Linked DNA regions of Mus musculus: all the other regions are linked to region 2. A link is a loop called in an ENCODE intact Hi-C map of the cell type or tissue named here. Cell type or tissue: left cerebral cortex. All regions are shown on one strand.

Region 1 (4,000 bases), 330 kb before region 2:
CTCAAGCTGCAATGCCAGTTTCAGCTGGAAAGCCTCCTTAGAAAGGCAGCATTACTCAGTAATCTCTAAAAGGTATGATTTCATGTGTGACCTGAATTTGCTGATGACAGCTTAAGCTAGAATCTGCTCCGGAGATGTGGAGCACAAGATTGGAGGCAGCTTACTTCTTGGCAGATTCCAGATTAACTGGTAGCTGCTTAAACCAGGAACTGAGAGGCTAAGTCCAAGAAACATCACTTAGGGATACTTTTGAAAACTTATCTCATTTCCTACTTAAGGTAATATAAATAGTAATTAGCTGTTGTTTTCTTTGTTCTTTGCTGTTGGATTTTCTGCTTGAGCTCATATAGAGGCCTAAGCAGAATGTTATTTTCCTCTGTTCTGTTTTATAAGTGGAGAGGTTTATTCTTGTACAACTTGGTGATACAGGGGGGATTCTGAAGTACTTCTCTCCTGTTAACACCCAGGATGCTTGGTTGTAGCTGCATCTTGTGGTGTTTTTCTCTTTGTCTAAGGCCCTAGTTGATATTCCACAAATAGAAAGCACTTAATATCCAAATGACAAACTGTGAGTAGATGTGCTTAGCCTACATGCATGTGTGCATGTATCCTGGGATATTCGTATTTGTAGATAAAAAAATGTCGTATTGTGTCAGGAGACTGGACAGCTAAGGGAAGGTTGGAGAACAGCTTATGCATGTGTTAATTATCTATTACTGTGACAAAATAGTCAGCTGGGCACGGGGCTTTTGCCTGTAACCCTGGCATTTCCCCATTTGACAGGCTGAGACAGAAGGATAACATAAATTTGAGGCTAACTTGAGCAACAAAGTAAGAAGACCTTGTTGTAAAAACGGGAAGGGTAATCCTTTTTCCTTTAACTTTTTTAGACTGAGTCTTCTATGGAAGCTCATAGTGTAGCTGAGGTTAGCTTTGAATTCCCAATCCTCCTGCATTACCTCTTAAGTCCTCAAGTTACAGGTACATTCTGACACACAAGGCTTCAGGCTTCCAAGTATGGACGTGTACAACCCTGGTGATTGGACCTTACTGCCTCTGCACCTGTGGTGAGGTAGAACATCTTCCTGGGAGTCCATGGTAGAAGACGCCATTCACCTTCAGATGCTAGGTGCAAAGACAGAAAGATGGACAGTCTGATTTCAGACTCCTTTTATATTATCAAAGATGAATTTTTAGATTTCCTTTATTATTTTCTGTGTATGAGTGTTTTGTCTATAGGTATTTCTGTACACCACGTATATGCCTGGTGTCCAAGGAGGTCGAGAGAGGACAGGCATTAGATCCTCTGGGACTGGAGTTACAGATAGTTGTGACCCGCCATGGGGGAATTGGGAACAAATGCTCATAACCACGGAGACATCTCTCTAGCTCCTCAGTACCCCTTTCAGTGGCACACCTTCATATTGACTGGACTACTTCCACAGAGGCCCCACTTCCAAAAGGCATGTCTTCCACTAGCATAGCAGGCCGGGTACCATACCTTTAACTCACGGTCTTTATTCACAGTACATGTATTTCTGCATGTCATCTGTAAAAGGTTTTCTTTTCAAATTTGTGTGTGTGTGCGTGTGTATGAGGTGTGTTACAGTTATGCCATCATGTATGCATGGAGGTCAGAGGGCAGCGTACAGGAACCATTGCTCTCCTCTTCTGTGGGCTTGGGAAGCAGACTCAGGCTACCAGGCTTGATTGGCAGCAGCACCTTTGCTTGCTGCTCAATCTACCTGGCCCCATTCTGCCACCTCTTTATAAATAAATTATGTAGAAAAGAATAGAATGAGTTAAACTAGGCATCCTATTAATAGTTGATAAGTATTGTCTATTTACAAATGAAAAGTTATTATTGCTTGGCAGGAGGCTTTCAGCCCCTTGTCCTTCTGACACATATTTTGAAAGATCTTCCACTCAGATTATGCTATTTGAGAATGGGGTTTTGCCCCACATAACTGGGGCGTCTGTTAGGCAGACCCTAAGGCTAGCTGGATACAGCGCTTGACCTTCCTTGATTCCATCTTTTTCTTGCCCTTGTGGTTTTTCTTTGCCAGACTTTCTTTTCAAAGAAACCCACTCTTGTGCCTAATAAGTGACAGTAGTTTGTACAGTAGACTTGGAGTGGGGAAGGTGAAAGATACCGTTTTGATTTCAGCCACTAGGTGGTGCTTGTGTACTGCCAAAGTGTAGAGACTAGTGGGGTTTTTTGTTTTGTTTTGTTTTTACTTTTTATTATTATTTTTAAGACAATCCCTTTATATTTGAAGTCTACTTTTACAGTGATTATCTAGTTTAAAGGTAACTTTTTTAATTAGATATTTTCTTTATTTACATTTCAAATGCTATCCCAAAATTTCCCTATTCCCTCCCCCCACCCTGTTCCCCTACCCACCCACTCCCACTTCTTGGCCCTGGCGTTCCTCTGTACTGGGGCATATAAAGTTTGCAAGACCTAGGGGCCTCTCTTCCCAACGATGGCCAACTAGGCCATCTTCTGCTACATATGTAGGCTAGAGACACAAGCTCTAGGGATACTGATTAGTTCATATTGTTGTTTCACATATCCGGTTGCAGATCCCTTCAGCTCCTTGGGTACTTTCTCTAGCTCCTCCATTGGGGGCCCTGTGTTCCATCCTATAGATGACTGTGAGCATCCACTTCTGTATTTGCCAGGCACTGGCATAGCCTCATACGAGACAGCTATGTCAGGGTCCCTTCAGCAAAATCTTGCTGGCATATGCAATAGTGTCAATAGTAGCCTGGGCTGGCATTTGTATTCTCTTAGTGTCTGTATAACATCTGTCTAGGATCTTCTGGCTTTCATATTCTCTGGTGAGAAGTCTGGTATAATTCTAATAGGCCTGCCTTTATATGTTACTTGACCTTTTTCCCTTACTACTTTTAATATTCTATCTTTATTTAGTGCATTTGTTGTTCTGATTATTATGTGTCGGGAGGAATTTCTTTTCTGGTCCAGCTTATTTGGAGTTCTATAGGCTTCTTGTATGTTCATGGGCATCTCTTTCTTTAGGTTAGGGAAGTTTTCTTCTATAATTTTGTTGAAGATATTTGCTGGCCCTTTAAGTTGAAAATCTTCATTCTCATCTACTCCTATTATCCATAGGTTTGGTCTTCTCATTGTGTCCTGGATTTCCTGGATGTTTTGAGTTAGGATCTTTTTGCATTTTCTTTGATTGTTGTGCCCATGTTCTCTATGGAATCTTCTGCAGCTGAGATTCTCTCTTCCACCTCTTGTATTCTGTTGCTGATGCTTGCATCTATGGTTCCTGATTTCTTTCCTAGAGTTTCTATCTCCAGAGTTGTCTCCCTTTAGGTTTTCTTTATTGTTTCTATTTCCCTTTTTAGGTCTTGGATGGTTTTATTCAATTTCATCATCTGTTTGGTTATGTTTTCCTGTAATTCTTTAAGGACTTCTACCTCTTTAGCAGTATTCTCCTGTATTTCTTTAAGTGAGTTATTAATGCCCTTCTTAAAGTCCTCTACTAGCATCATGAGATATGATTTTAAATCTGAGTCTTGCTTTTCGGGTGTGTTCAGTTATCCAGGACTGGCTGAGGTGGGAGTGCTAGGTTCTGATGATGGTGAGTGGTCTTGGTTTCTCTTAGTAAGATTCTTACGTTTGCCTTTCACCATCTGGTAATCTCTGGTGTTAGTTGTTATAGATGTCTCTGGTTGGAGCTTGTTCCTCCTGTTATCCTGTTAGCCTCTGTCAGCAGTCCTGGGAGTCCAGCTCTCTCCTGAGTCTCAGTGGTCAGAGTACTCTCTGCAGGCAAGCTCTCCTCTTGCAGGGAAGGTACACAGAGGTCTGGCGTTCAGACCTGCCTCCTGGCTGAAGATGAAGGCCAGAAACAGGGCCTGTCCCAGATTTGTTGCCTCTGCAGTCTGCAAGCTCACCTGCATATACTGGTCTCCGAGGGACCCTGGACACAAGATGGCTCTCTCACCTGCTCTGGAGGTCAGAGCCCTC
Region 2 (4,000 bases):
ACCACACCAGCATTATTGACCAGGACCGAGACCTCGCCAACCTCCTTGCGGACCCTTTCAGCTGTCAGGTAGACATTCTCTCTCTTCCCCACGTCACAAGTGTAGGTAAAAACCTGTAAGTTACACGGGGGCAGGATTTCCTCCTCACCTTTTCCAGCTGTCCTCAGAAGTCCGGATGAGGGGAGAATGAAAGAAAGAAGGGTTGCAGAAAGTGAGCCACAAGGCAGTCAGTAGGAGAGAAATCATACAAAGCAAAATACTACAGTGAGCTTCAAATTTCTAACACTGTAATGCCTGCCAATAATTCAGCTTACAGCTGCCTTCCTCCCCTGAAAGTCTTTGGGAATTACAGCAATTTACTGGACAACCTTGCTTAGGGGAAAGTCATGTAATTGTGGCAAGTCCAATACAAGTAGACCACATGGGATCAACTTGCTGGAGCTAGACACCTGCAAAGAACTGATCTCAGCCCAGAGAATAACACACATTGCAGATGGGGGTGGGGAGGAAGCTGGTGGCCAGAGAGAGCTCTGCTCTCAAAACAGAAATTCACTTTAAGGCTCACAAATCCAAACTGTAAGCAACAATCTAAACTCATTCAAAGCCAAGCAATGAATGAGCAGTTTCTAATGAAAGAATGCAAGTCACTGGTTTAATTTTAAACTGATTCCCCTAAGAATTAATCTCACAGATAAAGTTTAGAGGTTAATAATATGCAAGTGTACCACATTAGAGTCCAAACAGCATCGAAATCAAAATCTCTTCTCTAAAGCATTGCTTTTAAGATTGGGTAGGGAGCACAAATGCCCAAATTTGTTGCCTCTCCACACTAGCTTTGAAAATGTAACATTTTGAACCTTACATAAAACACACAGCTTCTGGTAAGTTTGGTAACAAATGACAGGTATATGGGAGAATGGAGCCCAAGTCAATTTAGCCACCAATTTTCCTAGAACAGTATCTATAGTGGGTCATGATCTCTACTTAGGCTTTAAAAAAGTTTCAGGCGCAAACTAATTGTTAAACACATAAGATGTAGATTGGGGTGCCTCCAAATCATGAGAGAAATTTTGCAAAAGGCGGGGGGGGGGCGGGGGGGGGCGAGAGAAAGCACTTTCTCAAGAGGAAGGGAAGCACTCATATTTACTCAGGGTTAGTAACTAAAGCACTTACTTAAGGCTGGGGAAACAATGTAATTATTTTCCAGGAGCTAAAGTTATAGTGAAAGGATCTATAGCGCCCAAGTCTAAGCAGCTCAGACCTCACAGAAACAGATAACTGTTTCAGTCCACTGTGGAAACAACTTCTCAAGACTCTCTATCTTCCCATCATGCCACATGCAAATCAGACTGAGAAATTACTTTTGGACCCAAACCTGCGGTAGCAAGTTCCCCCTGTCTTACACTACTCGCAGAGTTTAGGAAACCTCAGCTTGGGACCGAAGAAACAGGATCTCCTATGTTTTGCACGCTTTCAGTCTTCTAACACAGAAAACCTTGCTCTCTTATCAAGGGGCAAATTCCACTCGCCTTCCAGAAGACCAGCGGGGTGTTCCTTTCCGGGAGAGCGAGGCTGCCCATGACACTAGGCAGTGGAGACCCTCCGGGCTGGGGAGATGTTTGACTCAACAATACACAGGCATTACCTTGCAGAGCAGCAGCGTCGGCCGCCTCCAGGTCCCGGTAGATGTGGCGAACCATGCCTGCGGTCTCCTCATTGCTCTGCGTGTTGATGTCCCAGAGAACCAGCAGCGCCCGGCGCCGGGCGAACTCGAGAGCAAAGAGGCGGCCCAGGCCGCTGCCCGCGCCCGTGATGAGGCACACCTGGCCGGCCACGCTCTTCTCCTTGGGCCGCACCAGCCAGCGCGCCGCGGCCAGCACGAACGCCCACAGCACTTTGAAAGTGACCACGAAGAACTCCACTACGATGTTCATCGCGACGCCCCGGGTCCCGCAGCAGCCCAGCACCGTGTCCTCACTCTCCCTGCGCCAGACAGCCCAGCTCCTGGCCCCGGAGGCGCTTGTCACCGCGATCCGGACGCGAAGGCTGCGCCCGGAGTCCGCCCCCGAGGTGCTGCGGGGCTGAATTGCGCGGGGCCAGTTCCGCCCGGGCTCGGCGCAGTGGCCACGGGCTGTGCCTGCCGCTGCTCCCGGCTCGGCGCCTCCTGCTGGCGGCCGCCTGTTTGTCCCACAGCGTCCGTCCGTCCGTCCAGTCCCGCTGCAGCGGCGGTGACAGCCGCGAGTTAGGCGACGCGCGCTGCCCTCATGGCCAAGCCGCCGCCGCCCGAACGTCCCCGGCGCTGCTGCAGCGGCTCCCCGTCTTCCTAGGACAGGGGTGCGCCGAGCGGATGCGTCGGGACGCGGGAGTTGTCAACTTGACTCAAGTTGCGGGAGGGTGCGGGCAGCGCCGGGAAGGGCCGACTTGCGGGGCGCACGCGAGGGCTGCCAACCGCTCGAGCTGCCAGCGCGACTCGGGTCCCCTGCCCTGCACTCGCGCCGCTGTCACTCGGGCACGGGGCCCCGCAGCGTCTGAGCGTTCCCAGCCGGCTCTGAGGTAGCTCCACACTCCGCGCTATATAACCCACCGCCGGGAAGCGCCGGCCGCTGCAGTGGCATCGGCCCTCCCTCAGCTCGGCCCTCCCCGCCCCCGGTCGCACCCCGCCCCCGGCCCAGCCTCCCCTCCCCGCTCGCCCTCCCGCCGGCCGCCCCACCGCGCGGGGCAGCCCCTCTTCCACGACCGCGGCCGAAGGCTCCCGCCCTCGTCGTGCCACTCTTCGCGGCTCACGCCCCCTGCTGAGGGTCGCCGTGGCTTGCGCCTGCCGGGTCCCGCAGCAGCGAACCCCCCCATCCTCCTCGGACCTTCGGGTCATCACTCTTCCCGGTCTCGCTGCTTTCGCCAACCGAGGGACTGTGGACCTGGCGGCCGATGATCAGGCGCTGCGGAAGACAGCCCGGCAGTCGGGCGGAAAAAGGACCTCGGCAGCGCAGCCGAGGTGGGGGAGCAGGGCTGCGTGGCCACGGGCCGCAGAGAGCCGGAGGAGGTGACAGACAGTGATTTCATAGCTCAGCTAGCCGCTGAGGACGTGAAGCCTCATACTCTAGTGAGCCTAATGGGAATCACCGCCGCGAAGGCTGCCCAGAGTGTCGGTCAACGTCGCCCTCCAGCCCCGCGGGTTATGCAGCGACGCATGCTGGGACTTGTAGTTCACATCCCTGAACATGCCTTTTGGGTCCAACGAATTCCGCAGAGCCTGACCCTAGGGTTGTCAACGCAACCTGGAGAAATTAAGCCCAGAGCTGACGAGGTGTCCCCACTCTATTCATTAAAAAAAAAAAAAAAAAAAAAAAAAATGTATTCAGTGCATTTGTTTTCCGATGAGTTTTACCATAAAGTTGGCTGGCCGTGACTAAGCCAAGCTGTTCATTTTGCGCCAGCAAAGTGCAAAAATCTCAATTCTAGATTATTTTCCGGCTTATCTCAGGACAGCTATAAGGCGTGGGGCTTCGCGCCCTGAGACCTTTAAGGAGACAGTGCGCATGCGCCACCTTTCTCTCTTCTTTTCCGGCTGGAACCATGGAGGCTGTTCCGTAAGTCGATTCTTCTCTCCCCCAGAATCCTTCTCCATCCCCCAAACTAGAGGCATTTTGTCTCACTTTTCCTGTATCTGAGTGTAGCCTGGAACCACTGCCTGCCTGTCTGGGTGTTTGTGACGCCGTGTGGTACTAGGAGGGAGTGCGGGGGGCCTCCGCGCGGAGGCCTTGGCAGTACCAGGAGCAAACTGAGGGCAGACTGCGGATCCGGCTACTTGGGCGGAGGTCCGTTCTTCGGTAGAATGTATTCCGCGGAATCATGGAACGAGATCCTTTGTAGCTAAAGTTATCTTAGCCGGCTGCTTACCGGCAGCCTCCTGCATATGGAGCTTGAGACTTGATCGAGGATCAGTGAGTCCTGGAACCCAAAAAGTGTGCAGTACAGTTTTTTCAGTGTGACTTGACAACTT
Region 3 (4,000 bases), 230 kb after region 2:
AGTCAGGGGTGTTAGGCTCAGGCAAGATGATTCAGACTTGAAAACAAGCCTGGGCCACAAATCAAGACTCTTTCCCGAAACAAAGAAAGAAACAAATAACAACAACAATAAACATTATAACACAGATGATCAGCACAGAAACTAAACAAGAATATGGGGACTCCTGCAGGCCAGATTGGTCTTGAACCTCTGATTCTCATACATCTATCTCCTGAGTGATAGGATCATACACACACACATACACACAGACACACACACACACACACAGATGTGTGTGTGTATACATATACATATATATGTGTGTGTGTATGTATATGTGTGTTATATGTTGTCTTAGTCAGGGTTTCTATTCCTGCACAAACATCATGACCAAGAAGCAAATTGGGGAGGAAAGGGTTTATCGACTTACACTTCCATGCTGCTGTTCATCACCAAAGGAAGTCAGGACTGGAACTCAAGCAGGTCAAGGAGCAGGAGCTGATGCAGAGGCCATGGAGGGATGTTCTTTACTGGCTTGCTTCCCCTGGCTTGCTCAGCCTGCTCTCTTATAGAACCCAAGACTACCAGCCCAGAGATGGTCCCACCCACAAGGGGCCTTTCCCCCTTGATCACTAATTGAGAAAATGCCTTACAGTTGGATCTCATGGAGGCATTTCCTCAACTGAAGCTCCTTTCTCTGTGATAACTCCAGCTGTGTCAAGTTGACACAAAACTAGCCAGTACATATGTGTATGTTATATATGTATGTTTTATATGTATATATATATAAATGCATGTTGTTGTTGCTGTTGCTTTCCAGTGTTAGAGATAGACTCAGGGCTACATGCTAAAGAATGCTCTACTAACTGAGCTACATTCTCAACCCCTGGACAGTAAAGTCTAAAGACCAGATGGTAAAAGCCAGACATGGTACATGTGCGTATAATGCCAGTGTTGATAAGCAGGAGTCAAGTTGTTCTCTAGAGATCAGAGGCCACAGTGACCAACCAGCCTCTCTAGAGATCCCATCTCATAAAACAAGGCACACAGCTGCCCAGGATTGACATCTCAAGTTGTTCCTGACCCCCTTGTGCCTGACACACATACACATCTGGTCCTGGCTTCGTCTTTGAAAATTGCATATACCTTCCCATTTGGAAAGGTCATTGCTTTCTGGGCTCACACAGCTGCCTTTTCTTGTAGCCACTGCCCTCGTCACTGGTGCTGCCGCTACAGCCAGAACTGAAGCCAAGAAAAGGGCCGAGGAGTCGGATAAAGGATTTGGTCTCTGACTAATCCTCCCCAAACACCCTACTCTGCTGCATTTGTCTGGAAACATGTAAATAAAAGGTTACTCCTCTTAAAAACAGAAAGAAAGAAAGAAAGAAAGAGAGAGAGAGAGAGAGAGAGAGAGAGAGAGAGAGAGAGAGAGAGAGAGAGAGAAGGAAGGAAGGAAGGAAGGAAGGAAGGAAGGAAGGGAGGGAGGGAGGAAGGGAAGGAAGGAAGGAAGAATGAGAGGAAGAAAGAAAGAGAGGGAAAAAGAGGAAGAGAAATAAAGAAAAAACAAAACAAAACAAAAGAAAATCTGAAAGAGAATTAAGGCCTGCCATCTTGTGGCAGTCAGGTGCCAGGAAAAATCAACATGTAGTTTGAAGCTTTTTTTTTTTCTTTTTTCTTTTTAAACTAGCCCCCTCACACCAGTTTGCTCATGTTAATGATTTTAGCATTTCATAACCCAGCCTTAGCCACTATCTGCCCTTATCTAGATTGCTCAGTTTCTTAAGCAAAAGGCAGGAGAGGCTATTGAGTTACTCATAGGCTCTGTCCATACAATCTGTAGACTCACCCAAGTTGGACTTGAAATATTTGAGGGAAAATTGTCTATACTGAACATATATAGCCATATGATGTGTGTGTGTGTGTGTGTGTGTGTGTGTGTGTGTGTGTGTGTGTGTGTGTGCATGCGCATGTGCGTGCACATACAGAGGTTAGAGGTTGGCGTTTTATGTCTTCCCAGTCTCTCTCTACCTTATCTTTTGAGACAGGCTTTCTCATTGAGCCTGGAGTTAGCTCACTGATTTAGCTGGACTCTCTCCCCAGCGCTAGGATTCTATAGTGACTGCTGCCATGCCTGGGTTAATGTGGTTGCTAAGGCATGGAGCCCAGGTCCAAACACTGTGCAGCAGTCATCATATTACCATCTGAGCCACCTTCCTGTCCAGACTCTTTCCCTTGATATTATTTCTATCCACGACTTCTTAACCTTTTCTGCTTGTGACACCCTTTCAACCTCCAAATTTTTATTTCACCCCAAGTGGATACAAATATATGATAGGTAAATAAATAAAATGCTTACTGATAATAAACCAAAATGAAATTTACTTTAAAACAGTTCTTTTTATATATAATTTTACCATTTATTAAAGATGAAAGCAGATATACATACTAACGAAGTAGATGTGCTTATTTATCTTCACATTAAAAATTAAGTACTGGCTGAATATTTGATATATAGGACACAAAAAGTCCTTGATATTTTTCAGAGTTGATTGATATTTTGATTTTATAACCTTTAATGTTGAGCACACTGCTTCACATAAAAATGCAGTACAAACAGCAGAAGTATGTTTAGGGCCATTTCAGAAATTGTCAGAAAATTTGTCCTAATCTGAAGTAAAAAAACACTCAATGACTTTTTCTTTTTAAAGGAAAGTCAAATCAGCTACCCAAACAACAATTTTTATTTATATTTTTATTGGATATTTTCATTATTTACATTTCAAATGTTTTCCCATTTCCAGGTCTCCCCTTTGGAAACTCCCTATTCCATCCCCCCTCCTCAGCCTCTATGAGGGTGCTCCTCTGCCCACCCACTCCCATCTTCTCGTCCTGGCATTCCTCTACACTGAGGCATTGACCACCCTCAAGCCCAAGGGCCTCTCCTCCCACCGATGTTCTTCAAGGCCATCCTCTGCCACATATGTGGCCAGCGCCGTGGGTTGCTCCGTGTGTATTCTTTGGTTGGGGGTCCAGTCCCCAGGGGTCTGGCCTGTTGACACTGTTGCTCCCTCCATGGGGCTGCAAATCCCTTCAGCTCCTTCAGTCCCATCTCCAACTCCTCCACTGGGGACCCCGAGCTCAGTCCAAAGGTTGGCTGCAAACCTCCACCTCTGTATTTGTCAGGCTCTGGCAGAACCTCTTAGGAGACATATGAGGCTTCCATCAACAAGCACTTCCTGGCATCCACAATCACGTCTGGGTTTAGTGGCTATATATGGGATGGATCCTCAGATGGGGCAGTCTCTGGATGGCCTTTCCTTCAGTCTTTCCTCCACACATTGCCTCTATATTTCTTCCTGTATTTTGTTTCCCCTTCTAATAAGCACTGAAGCATCCACATTTTGGTCTTCTTCTTAGGCTTCATATGGTCTGTAAATTGAACCTTGGATATTCCAAACTTTTGGGCTAATATCCACATATCAGTGAGTGCATACCGTGTTTGTTCCTTTGTGACTGAGTCACCTCATTCAGAATGATATTTTCTAGTTCCATCCATTTGCCTGTGAATTTCATGAATTCAATGTCTTTAATAGCCGGTAGTATTCCATTGTGTAAATGTACCACATTTTCTCTACCCGTTTCTTTGTTGAGGGACATCTGGGTTGTTTCCAGCTTCTGGCTATTATAAATATGGCTGCTATGAACATAGTGGAGCATGTGTCCTTATTACATGTTGGAGCATCTTCTGGGTTTATGGTATAGCTGGGTCCTCCGGTAGTACTATGCCCAATTTTCTGAGGAACTGCCAGACTGCTTTCCAGAGGTGTTGTACCAGCTTGCAATCCTACCAGCAATGAGTTCCTCTTTCTTCACATCCTTGCCAGCATCTGCTGTCACCTGAGTTTTTGAACTTAGACATTCTGCCTGGTGTGAGGTGGAATCTCAGAGTTGTTTTGATTTGCACTTCCCTGTGACTAAGGATGTTGACCATTTCTTTAGGTGTTTCTCAACCATTCGAGTT

What was found. Hi-C counts contacts between places; a loop is a spot of excess contacts. Peaks named below come from ENCODE experiments on the same cell type or tissue, not always from the same donor. Only the 100,000 strongest peaks of a DNase experiment are listed, where the experiment ranks them.
Region 1: it touches region 2 in a loop (6-fold over the local background); 32 of 42 quality-filtered maps call a loop at or near these places.
Region 3: it touches region 2 in a loop (4-fold over the local background); 7 of 42 quality-filtered maps call a loop at or near these places.

The regions. Positions count from the first base shown.
Region 1 is chr1:16,431,760-16,435,759 of GRCm38, reverse strand. All of the region lies in intron 5 of Stau2 (staufen double-stranded RNA binding protein 2), which reads left to right. Among named protein-coding and RNA genes, the nearest start is that of Stau2, 86 kb to the left of the region's middle. In left cerebral cortex, a CTCF peak has its summit at 2,161 (motif pointing right); a DNase peak (open chromatin) is centred at 2,153.
Region 2 is chr1:16,103,952-16,107,951 of GRCm38, reverse strand. Rpl7 (ribosomal protein L7) reads left to right here and starts at 3,519. Exons shown (of 7, transcript NM_011291.5): 1 at 3,519-3,587. The coding sequence starts at 3,574. It overlaps Rdh10 (retinol dehydrogenase 10 (all-trans)), which reads right to left and starts at 2,070. Exons shown (of 6, transcript NM_133832.3): 1 at 1,646-2,070; 2 at 1-157. The coding sequence starts at 1,934. In left cerebral cortex, CTCF peaks have their summits at 2,165 (motif pointing left), 2,832 and 3,694; DNase peaks (open chromatin) are centred at 2,124, 2,501, 3,119, 3,507 and 1 more place; H3K4me3 peaks cover 3,173 bases; H3K27ac peaks cover 2,321 bases.
Region 3 is chr1:15,872,853-15,876,852 of GRCm38, reverse strand. All of the region lies in intron 2 of Sbspon (somatomedin B and thrombospondin, type 1 domain containing), which reads left to right. Among named protein-coding and RNA genes, the nearest start is that of Sbspon, 18 kb to the left of the region's middle. In left cerebral cortex, a CTCF peak has its summit at 1,606 (motif pointing left); no DNase peak of the experiment used is centred here.